Linked DNA regions of Homo sapiens: regions 1 and 3 are each linked to region 2. A link is a contact called in ENCODE Hi-C or POLR2A ChIA-PET data. All regions are on one chromosome and are shown on one strand. The core of a region is the stretch at or near the end of the contact, and the rest is flanking DNA. Distances in the headings are between cores, read along the strand shown.

Evidence for each region. A loop is a pair of places that touch in the nucleus more often than their neighbours do. ChIA-PET counts read pairs that join two places held with the same protein, here RNA polymerase II (POLR2A). Pooled maps may share reads with other maps.
Region 1: a map of Caco-2 shows a loop between it and region 2 (7-fold over the local background). The contact joins two enhancer-like sites. A Hi-C loop is called at or near these places in 20 of 168 maps with a recorded cell type or tissue (CD4-positive, alpha-beta T cell, Caco-2, IMR-90 and 14 more) and 15 of 50 pooled maps. POLR2A ChIA-PET finds 5 or more read pairs at or near these places in 2 of 52 experiments (MCF 10A and WTC11).
Region 3: a loop to region 2 is called in a map of Calu3, with 3 times the contacts of the local background. The contact joins two enhancer-like sites. A Hi-C loop is called at or near these places in 3 of 168 maps with a recorded cell type or tissue (Calu3, IMR-90 and PC-9) and 4 of 50 pooled maps.

Annotation. Positions count from the first base shown.
Region 1 is chr9:87,641,902-87,645,422 of GRCh38, reverse strand. DAPK1 (death associated protein kinase 1) reads right to left here. Exons shown (of 26, transcript NM_004938.4): 10 at 3,365-3,454; 11 at 1,955-2,047. Among named protein-coding and RNA genes, the nearest start is that of CTSL, 82 kb to the left of the region's middle. Within about 2 kb of position 1,947, at least 3 of the 41 ENCODE cell types and tissues checked have a DNase peak (open chromatin) inside an H3K27ac peak, as active enhancers do.
Region 2 is chr9:87,335,318-87,338,915 of GRCh38, reverse strand. No RefSeq gene overlaps it. Among named protein-coding and RNA genes, the nearest start is that of DAPK1, 160 kb to the left of the region's middle. RefSeq lists a silencer at 2,279-2,448. Within about 2 kb of position 1,360, at least 5 of the 41 ENCODE cell types and tissues checked have a DNase peak (open chromatin) inside an H3K27ac peak, as active enhancers do.
Region 3 is chr9:87,612,412-87,615,890 of GRCh38, reverse strand. All of the region lies in intron 3 of DAPK1 (death associated protein kinase 1), which reads right to left. Among named protein-coding and RNA genes, the nearest start is that of DAPK1-IT1, 61 kb to the right of the region's middle. Within about 2 kb of position 2,095, at least 6 of the 41 ENCODE cell types and tissues checked have a DNase peak (open chromatin) inside an H3K27ac peak, as active enhancers do.

The sequences.
Region 1 (3,521 bases), core at 698-3,197, 310 kb before region 2:
TCACTTGAATTTCTTCCATTGCTAGGTATAGAATAACACGGCAAAAATCTCTGAAAGCTGGTCCCAATTATAAAAAACAGAAAAATAAAAATTAAAACAATAGGCTCTAAATAAAGAAAATAAAGGCTAGAAATCAGAAAACTGATGCATTTCTAATTACAAAGGAAAAATAACTGGAAGAGTAGTGAACAAAAACTGGAAAAATCTTTGCCACTCTTTCAAAATTCACATTAAAACTAAGGAATTAGCTAGAAAAATCCTAAACAAAATTTCTGAACTTATAAACACAGAATTATGACCACTGGAATTTCAAATCTGGAAAAGTTAATCTACAGAGGCTGAATCTCTGCTTGTGGGGGAGAATGGAGAAAGCATTTCTCTCCATCTGCTTTCTCTTCTCTATAGATCTGAATCCAAACACTTTTCATGTGGGTTTTAGTAATATTTGTATAAAATGCATGTTTAAGAATGCTTTTCTATCACAATTGAAGTCAATGACTAAGAGGCGTTTACATGAAAGTGCAAGTCAAGAGAAATGGGGAAAACAGAAGGAATAAAGCAGATTGTTATGACTCATCCCCATGATTAGAATATGGAAATAAGGGAATCTGACCTCTGGGAGGGTATCTTTCCACCTGGAGCTCCTACAAGACCCTTGGTCCCTCTCCTACCCTAAACTTTTCACTGTGACACATGTATTGTCTCTCAGTTGAATATTCAGTGATTTCAATTTGCAATCTTTAATCATTCTCATTATCTTACCTAGAGTCACAGTTTTTATCTTTTCACTGGTTGTGCAGCCACCCTCTAACAATTCCCAAACAAAGCCTCCTCTTCTCTCTCTTCTCGCCCTAATCTGCTTCTCTTTTGCTTTTTTTTTCAAACATCTCCAATCCCATTTCACTCCACAAGGCTAGATGTGAAGCCTCAGTGAAGCTACTAACTTAAGGAGAAAAAAGGGGAGCTTGGTGTTTGCAGTTCCCACCCTGAAGTACTTGGCTCCACCGGGAAAATGCTGACTATTCAGTTAAAGGGGCAGGGTAGTTCCCGCAGGACAACCGTGGCTGCCTTGTCTGGAGTCCCCTTCACCTCCTGACTTAACAAAGCCCCGTTGTTTGATTGTCAGGGGAAAGTCTTGTTGAATTCGGACACTTCCACTCGTATCTGAAGAGCTTATCTGTGATTAGGTTTCAGTTTGGATTAGAGGGGAAAATAAAGAAAATAAAGGCTAGAAATTGGAAAATAAATGCATTTCTAATTACAAAGGAAAAATAACTAGAGAGTACCGAACAACAAATTTGATAAATCTTTGCCACTTTGTCAAAGTTCACATTAAAACTAAGAAAGTTGGAGTTACATTCAAGGGCCTTGGGCAGTCAACACCAGGCCAATCATGCAAGCAGGTTTGGCCTTCTGGTCTGCTAGGAGACACATCAGCAAGCAGCACTGCATTCTCCCTGATTCTCTGGTGTGGGTGTGTGGGAAGGGAGTGGCGGCTGTCTGCCCCTTCTGTGCTACTGTTAACCAAGATTCTTCTATGTCAGTGGCTACAGTTCATGAAAATTAGGATAAGCTCTTTTCTCTTCTGCTGGCTAGCCTCTCTTTTACCAAAATATCAGTGCGTGTGTCTCTATGTGTGTGCATTTGCTGTGCATGTGTGTATGTGTGTGTGTTGCGGGGGTGGTCTGTGCTTATGTTTGCATCGAGGTGGAGGGTAGTGTTAGAGGTATGGGGCTATGAGGGGGGACAGCACCATCCAAATCAAAGAGAAAAAAAGAGGAAAGAAGCAAGAGGGTGCATCAATCAGCACCCCCAAACCCCTCCGAGGGGATCAAGAATAAGCTTGCCATTTCCACAACTTCAGGTTCCTGGGAGGTTGAACAAATAGAACAGCTTGGTCATTCTGAGTACCCAGTGCTAAGAAAGGAGCACCAGGGCTCACGGGTTTGCTTACCAGAGTATCATCGCTTCTGGCAACACTCATGTTACTTCTGGACAGGAATGACCTGGATAATCTTTGGCACAGTGATATCAAGCGAACGGATTGCTTTTTTTTAAAAAAAAAAAAAAAAAAAGGGAGGGCGGGGAGGAAAAAGGCAGGGTGAGAGGAGGAGAGACAGCTTATGTAACAATTGTCAAATGAGTACAAACGACAAAGCCTGCGAGATCGTGTTCATTGCTATCAGCACACACTCTCCCAGGGTGGGCAATCCTACAGCAGAATGGGTTGTATTTGCTTAAAGAATAATTTTAAAGGTCTTATAAATCAAGACAACAGGATATAGAGATTCTCCTTCCATGTTTCATTATTGAACTACAGAGCTGGACACCCCACATCCTTTCTCTCTCTATATTTTCTTCTCTGCTGTTTGGAGAAGGTGATCTGACCCTTGCAGATCACCCTCAGAGAAGCACAGACTGCAGGGGCCTTGCTCTGTGTCCTTTGTGCCACATAAGCAGTGATGGTAGACAATGTGATAACCAAAACGCAACAGCTGTTGGAAGTGAACAGCTGGGGGACCTCTTAGTCTATAGAACAAACATCTCTGCATTTACTCTCTAAGGCAAAAGTACAGTTAAAGAATGAGAGCGAGAAAGAGAAATGGTTGCTCTCTCTCTATTTTAAGCCTAATTCTAAGGACTTTTGGGAATCTAGTGCTGTGGTCTTCCTCATCCCTACCACGGCACCCCAAAATTGGTAGGTGTGAAAACGAGGTACATTTCTGGCCCTGAGCTGGGAAGACACGGTAGGTACCCACTTCCTCTAGGTTTGACATGACCCTGGGCACAGGAAACCATCCCATCACCTTCTTAGCCCTGAAGTGTGATTTGTTCCAGGAGGTCTGCAATGCCTTCAGAGCAATGTCCTACCCAGCCCCTGTGGAGGCCATCCACACTGAGGAAGGAGAACAGGCCACCCTGCAAATGCTCACGGCCCCACCCCACCCCCACTCCAACCACTCACAGATAAAGGCTGGGCTGAGAGACCCACTTACCCAAGGTACAGCACAAATGTAATCTCATGCTGCTTACCACAAAGAATGAATTTATTTAAAATGTGGCTTGTAGTATTAGAAAAAAATTTCACTATAATTTTACAGTGCTGCTATAAAAATTTGCACTGAGAATAGTTTTGATGAAAACAACACAAAATTACATTTAATGGTATCAGTTAAAGTGACTAAAATATTGTTTTTGCTTGTTTTTCAAAATAGAGTAATGGTGCAGAACACTACAGGGTGGATTAAAAAGAGGAAAGGATGTATCTTCCATATTACCAGTATCAGAGGAGATGCACCCTGACCACACACTACTCTACACAGGAAACAGAATTTGTTAATCCCTCCACAACAAACAATCTTACTTTCCATTTTTTCCGGGCTGCAAACTTCTTGAATTTCTCCATGTTTACTGCTGATGCTTTTCTACTAAGTGCCTGTTGTGTATCTTTAGGCTAAAATAAAAATCCAAGAAAAAAAATTAAAGCTCTCAAATTATGAAAATGTGTTATATGACAATTT
Region 2 (3,598 bases), core at 111-2,610:
CGTCTATATGTAAATGACAAGAGTGAAGAGAACCTGTTGCTAAGCACTGTGACCAATTCCTGATGCAGTCCTTGAAGGTTAACCTTGTCAGACTGTTAGGGAAACAAGAGCATAGGAGAGTCAGAGTCACGTCATTTGAAGTTCAGCTCCATCTTGACACTAATAAGGCACATTCCTTGCTGGTCACAACCCACAGCCCTAAGATGTTTACAGTTCAGAAAACAGCTTGATGATACCTGCAAGGACACACTCCTATGACAATGGAATGTCCAGATGTCCCAATATCCATAACAATGCATGCTTCTAAGGTAATTACACGTATGATTTGATGTATTTACACACTATATGACTAGGAGAGTTTTCTTTGAGTCAGCAAAAAATAAGCAATTTTGCCATGCTGTCAGCCCACCTGCACAGAGACATAGCTTATCTTTTGCATAGAAAAGACCCCCATGTAAGAAAAACAAAACAAAGATGAAGCGTTCCTCCTCTTGCTTTCTGAGGATCCCTACTCTGTAACTGCGTATCTTTCAATCAACTCTCTCTTCTCACTGCACTCTGCGACCCGCCTTACATTGTTTCCTGCGTGAGATCCAAGAACCCTCTTGGGGTCTGGATTCAGGACTCCCTTTTCTGGCAACAAGACCTCAAAGCCAGACTCAAAAAGTCAGATTGGTTGCGGGAGATTGCTCGGTGTGCTCTGGAGGAGGACACCTCCCCCCAGGTCCGGTGACTGGGGGGATTCTAAAAACCAGATGCTTTTTTAGACATCTGCCTGTCGTTTATGGTTTATGAGATAGAAAGATTGAACAGGAATATGAGAGAGGAGTGAGAGATCGTTTCTGCCTACAAAGAATTCTCCATTCACTCAAATGAAGCTGCGTTCTTTGCATTCCAGACCGAGAAAGGAGGCTAAGGTATCCATCCCCCGAGGAAAAATAGGAGACTAGATACTTGGCGCTGTTAGCAATCTGGGAGGAGCGAGAAACCTTCAAATCACACAAAGGGTCAAGAACAGGGAAATCATCAGCCGAGTGAGTTCTCAGCAGAGGACCACATGAGAAAGGTGGCCACCCCTCTAGCCAATCATAAACAGAAGACTCACTCCTTAAAGTGCGAACATGGCTCTTTGGTGGGGAGAAGAGATAAGAGGTGGATTTTTACGGGGTTTATAAACACACCATCAGCTCATCTTGAAGACGCAAGAGAAGTTTTCAGGCACAGATGTTGTTTTGCTTTAGGAAGCTAGCGATGTGTTCTTCACAGGAAAGCTGACCAAATCCCAGAATTAATTATTCATTGTCTCCTTCCCCCCTCCCCCCCACACTAAACTGGGTCAGGGAGAGAGTTTCATATTTGTGTTGCTGTTACAGCGCCAGCTCAGAAGTAAAATGATTGGCTGAGACTTGGAGCTTAACAATTAACGTTAAATACAGGCAGCTGGCTGTGTTTTGCTTAAAAGCCACAATCAAGGAATCTGGCAATCTGGAATTTTGTGATGGCTGATGCCTGTTTGTTTTTTTTCCCCCCCCATTTGCACAATTGCGAGTCTTCTGGGAACTTTTCTTTTACTGACACTATGGTTTTGCATGTTTAAAAAATTGGCAGACATCCTCGGAGGTAACGCAAGGTGCCTCGGTGCCATACACAGCCAAGGTGTGCAGTTCCGCGGCCGCATGATTCATAGTTCTGCTCTGTTTGGTAAAAACAAACACTGAAGACGCGTTATCAGTTTATTAGTACAATGTTTAATTGTGCTCTTTTTTTTTCTGTTCTCACTCCGTTAATTGCTCATAAATGGGAAAACAAAAAGGATTGAGTCCTTTTAGCGGTCGGGCTGCTCTGGAGGTGAACTGTATTCTATTGCTTCTAGGGCCACCTTGTGGACAACAAGTGTATTTAGAAATTAGACTTACAGGATGGATTCATTGGGAAAGCGTAGTAGACTGGTAATATGACTTTGGAATTCTTGGTTATAAAATCTAAGTATAATGATAATGACTTAGTTTTTATTAGAAGAACATTCCAGAAAATGTCCTAATTTAGGAAAGGCTAGTAATTGTGGCGAGTATGGAAATCTACCCATCACCATAAAATATATAATGATAATCCAGATTTTATATTTTATAGTTTATTATCAATCATCTAAATTTCCTTACAATTCTTTCATGTGCTGGGGGTGGAGAAAAACCCAGGAGAGAGAGAGAGAGCCTGTTTCTCAACTATCTCAGTATTTCAGATTTCTTGCTGTTTTCCTCACCCCGCTAGATGGCATCTGGCTGCATGAAAGAAGTGACATAACCTTGGGGTGGTGGGAGGAGATACTGTGTCCCTGAGCACCAGTCCTTCATCTGCTAGTTGCAGATGGGCTGGGCCTTCTATGGGTCTCTGCATGGAGCTTGTTGTGTGCAGCTGGTCCCTTCTGGCTGCATGTCAGGTAGGGGTCATGAGTCCCCATGTTCCACAGACCCCATAGCTTTGTGATCTTTGGTCAGCACAGCTAATCTCAGAACCTTTGAGGACACGTTTGTGGATCTTCTGCAGACCATGCATAGGCTCTGGGGCACCAGTAACATTTTCTCAGGATGTCTACGTAGATATCTTATTCACCATTGCTAGTCCTGCCATGTTGGATGTGAGGGTATACCAAAGACCCACTTCCCAAAGACAGGCTTGGGAGTTTCCAAGTTTACCCTAAGGTCGCAGAAAGGGATAGATATCAAAGACATTGGCAACCAACCTCTTCACTCTGTTTTTCTCTCTTCCCTCCCATGTTCCATCTGGGCTAGAAGAGGAAGGTTCTTCTCCTTTCTGTATATCAGAAGTTTTCCTTTCATCACATCTTGCATTCTTTCTTTCTTTTTTTTTTTTGAGATGGAGTCTCGCTCTGTTGCCCAGGCTGGAGTGCAGTGGCACAGTCTTGGCTCACTGCAACCTCAGCCTCCTGGGTTCAAGTGATTCTTCTGCCTCACCCTCCTGAGAAGCTGAGATTACATGTGTGCGCCACCACGCCCAGCTAATTTTTATATTTTTAGTAGATACGGGGTTTCACCATATTGGCCAGGCTGGTCTTGAACTCCTGACCTCATGATCTGCCTGCCTTGGCCTCCCAAATTGCTGGGATTACAGGCATGAGCCACCATGCCCGGCACATCTTGCATTCTTTCTATCCTATGACTTACAGCAAAGCAGCAGAATCAGTATTGCCAAGCTTCACTTAGATTCTTCAGAATTGTCAAAACGATCCTATTTCTAGAGACACAAAAATACAATTTGTGTAGTCAAAGCAGAAAAATCAACTCCTTTTGTGCATTCCTGATGTAATTATTCTAAATCCTCTTAGAGGCAAATGGATGCTTCTGGCAGATTGAGTGAGTATATACTTGGAAATGCAAATAGAAAAACACACCAGTATTTCTCAATAACAAAGCTATTGGAAGATGATAGCATTAAAGATATTATCTTCATTTTATTATGTTATTTTTATTAGTCCCCAAAATGCAAATATTTCATAGTTTGGATAATAACTTGGAAAGCAAATAATGCAGCCTCTGTATTATTTCTCTCCTGCTGTTTCTTTCCTGACTTGACCAAACTA
Region 3 (3,479 bases), core at 846-3,345, 280 kb before region 2:
AAAAGAATTCTCTCTCCAAGAGGCTACTGTCTGAGAATGAGCATCTCTCTACCGGCTCCTGTGACCTATATGTGGACAGAGGGGGCACAGCGTTCCTTACCTGCAGGGTGGTAACACCACTCTCCTAGAGTTGCACGCAAGGATTAAATGAGATCATTTCAGGGAGGCGCCCACTGTGGCTGACTCAGAAAGGTAAAGTGAAGGGCAGTTTCCCTTTTCCTCCAAGGAAAGCCACTCAGTTGTTTAACCATATCCTCTCTTCAGGCAGTTTGGGAAGACCCATGCCTAAGTGCAAGTGCCTTAAAAGTAGTGAACGTTCTACCCTACATTTTTGAAATAATCAACTCTACTTGAATTTTCCTATCAAAATATTAGGGGAAACGTCAATGACACTTCTGTCGTCCAGGGAAGACCAGGTCCTTGAGCCCATTTCTATGTAACTCTGTTAATTGAATAGTGTTTGCATCTCACAGTAGCCATGCTCGGTCACTGCCTTCATTCAGAGGCTGGAAATGAAACTGACATTTCAACACGGAACAAGCACATATTCCCAGCGGTCCCGCTGGATCCCTGATGTTCCTCATTTGCATTGCAGTAATTTTGACAATATTAAAAACAAGTTACACACAGGGAAATAAAGAGTTGTTAAATAGAAGAAGGTGAGGTAATACTTGGTTATCTGGAAATACAAATTAGGAGGAAAAAGCAGTATGAGGTTGTTCTTGGAAGTATTTGCTTGTTAAACCACATTTTGCAAGGACGTGAGGCAGAAGGGGATGCTCTGAGGGGCTCAAGGACGTCTTGGGAAGACTGTCACTGACCTGCTTGCAGATACTGATCTAATAAAGCAATGCTCTCATGACCTGTGGCCTAGGCACTCTCCGTCTTGGAGTACCAGCTGGAGACGAACCATCCCCGGCTGCCTGTCTCCAACCCTCACTCCAGTCACCATCCCAGAATTCTGGGCACAGCAAGACCTGGATGTGGACTCCGTATGACCAGAGTGGGGGAAAGCCAAATGGAAGGTTTGAGTGGAGCCTGACCACCAAACAGGCAGTCCCAGGGCCTGGAAGGGACTTGGCTCTGGGTGGAGAGAGGCAGCTGCCTGGCCAGGATGGCGGCAGCCACAGTGCCGGGGAGCCCACGACAAGGATGGGGAACATACTGGAGCAGCGAAGAGAGGGAACTGGGCAAGAGGCAAAACCAGTACCTGTGAGGGGACAGCTAAAGCCGCAATTCCACAAAGTTCTCTTCCATTACACCCGCTTGATGTGCAGGTTGGGGAAGCAGTTGGCCAAAACAGGAAGAAGAAGATATGAGATCAGGGAGAGTTTCTAAGAGGAAGTATGAACAATTTGCAGGACCTGCACCACCCCAGAGAGTGATGCAGAAGAGTCTAGTCCCTGGGAAGGAGTCTAAGAATAGTCACCTGCCTGGAGCTGTGACTAAGCAGCATTGCCTCAGTTTCCCAAACTTTAACCACGATCATGGGTCTTTCTTGGAGATAAACAGAGATTCCAAATATTACTTATAGCTCATGTATTCAGCATGGAGAACATCATGGCAGATACTAAAGTTATGACTATATCCTAAAAACTACAGATCTATGAGCTCACAGATACCACATAGGGTTTGTTTGTAAGACTCCTATTGTCTCACTTTTTCTTAAGACCGTGCAGAAATCAAATAATCCACTTCAGTGAGTGAAAATACCTATTTAATAACATTAAGGGAACACTTTTCAACTGAACTGGCAAGAAGTGAGAGTATGGGGGAAGACACACACAGGGTTTTCTTTCTCAAGAGAATGCCTGGATGGAAAATAACCTATTTTACATGATTTAGCTCTGCTTTGAAAGGCAGAGACTGCTGCCAAATGCACTTTACTTCTCTGCTCTTGCCTAATAGTAGGTATCTGAGGAGCGGGATGCCAGAAGTGGAACCCACAAGAGCTCTTGAAATTACCTTTGTGAATAAAGACAAAAGTTCAAAAAGTCAAAAGAGCTGGCTCGAGCTCAGAAAAGAGAGAACAAATGTGGCAGCAAAAGAACGCATTGAGGAAGTCTGAGTGTGTGCTATTGTGGTTCGTGAGCGCCCAGAGAGAAGCAGAGACAGGGAGACTGAAGGGCTCTGTGCCACACACCCCATTTATCAGCTTCCCTAAGTCCCGACCACCACATTCAGCTCTGTACAATTTTTGCCACTTTTAAGATCCTTTGAAACTATCACTTTAATCACTGCATGTGTTTCTTCAAAGGCTCTTGCGATTCTGATCTTGCTGACCAAGGCACCATGTGTTCGTCTACATACATGCACCACGCTGACATACAATGAAAAACAAAGTTGTATTTGTATTCTGATTATTTTGCATCTCAGTTTGGTTATGAGAGAGTGAGCCAACTGAACCGTGATCCTACATAAAGTGACCTAATATTGCACAAATGTTTGAATACAACTTAGCAGTTGTTTGTGATGGGCAAACTGAATTCCAGAAATTATTAACTTAGCCAAAGTAAAACACAGAGCTAAAAAGGAGTTGTTCAATAGGCACAGCATTTCAGTTTTGCAAGACGAAAAGGTTCTAGAAATCTGTTGCACAACAATATGCATAGAATTAACACTGCTGTACTGTGCACTTAAAAATGGTTAAGATGGTAAACTGTATGTTGTTTTACCATGATTAAAAAAATCAGCAAAATTTACCTTTTTAAATATAAAAAATGCATTATTCACTCCACGCCCTGCACTTGGCTACAACCATAGCAGACTGCACTAATTAAATGGAATTTCCTGTCACAAAGAAAGAGAGAGAAAGCTAAATGGGGTTACTCTGTTTTAAAGATGTGCTTCGAAATGGAAGCAGAACAAATAAGGGGAGACATTTAGGATTGGAGAACCAAACTGGCTTGATTTCTCTGGAACAATCCACCATGCCAATACTTACTTGGCCATCTTAGCACTTTTACTTTATAATTCTTAACATGGTAACCTTTCAGACATGTGATCCAGAGCTACTCAGGTGACCATCCTGAAGCAGGCCAGAACCTGGTGATGTCCATTTCTTCCTTATCTTATGTTAGACTCCAAACCCCCACCCCCGCTCCAATCCTTCTCTGCTCAGGCTATCTGCAGGGAGTGAGATGTATGTATTGCGTCATTTTGCAGTTACCTGATGGCATTACCATAATTAGGCATTATGTTTTGTTTTGTTTCTAACTTGCTTATAGAATTTTAGATCAACATGCGAGTAGGCTCCCAGTCCAGGAAATCTAGTTTCTGTTAACTGGTGCCTCTGTGTTAGTTTCCTAGGCCTGCCCTAACAAAGGACCACACATGGGGTGGTTTAAAACAACAACCTGCTATCACATAGTTTTGGGGGCTGGCAGTCCTAACTCAGTACGTTGGTAGGGATGGTCCTTCTAAGGGATCTGAGGATGAATCTGCTCCATGCCTCTGTCCTAGTTTCTGGCAGGTTCCTT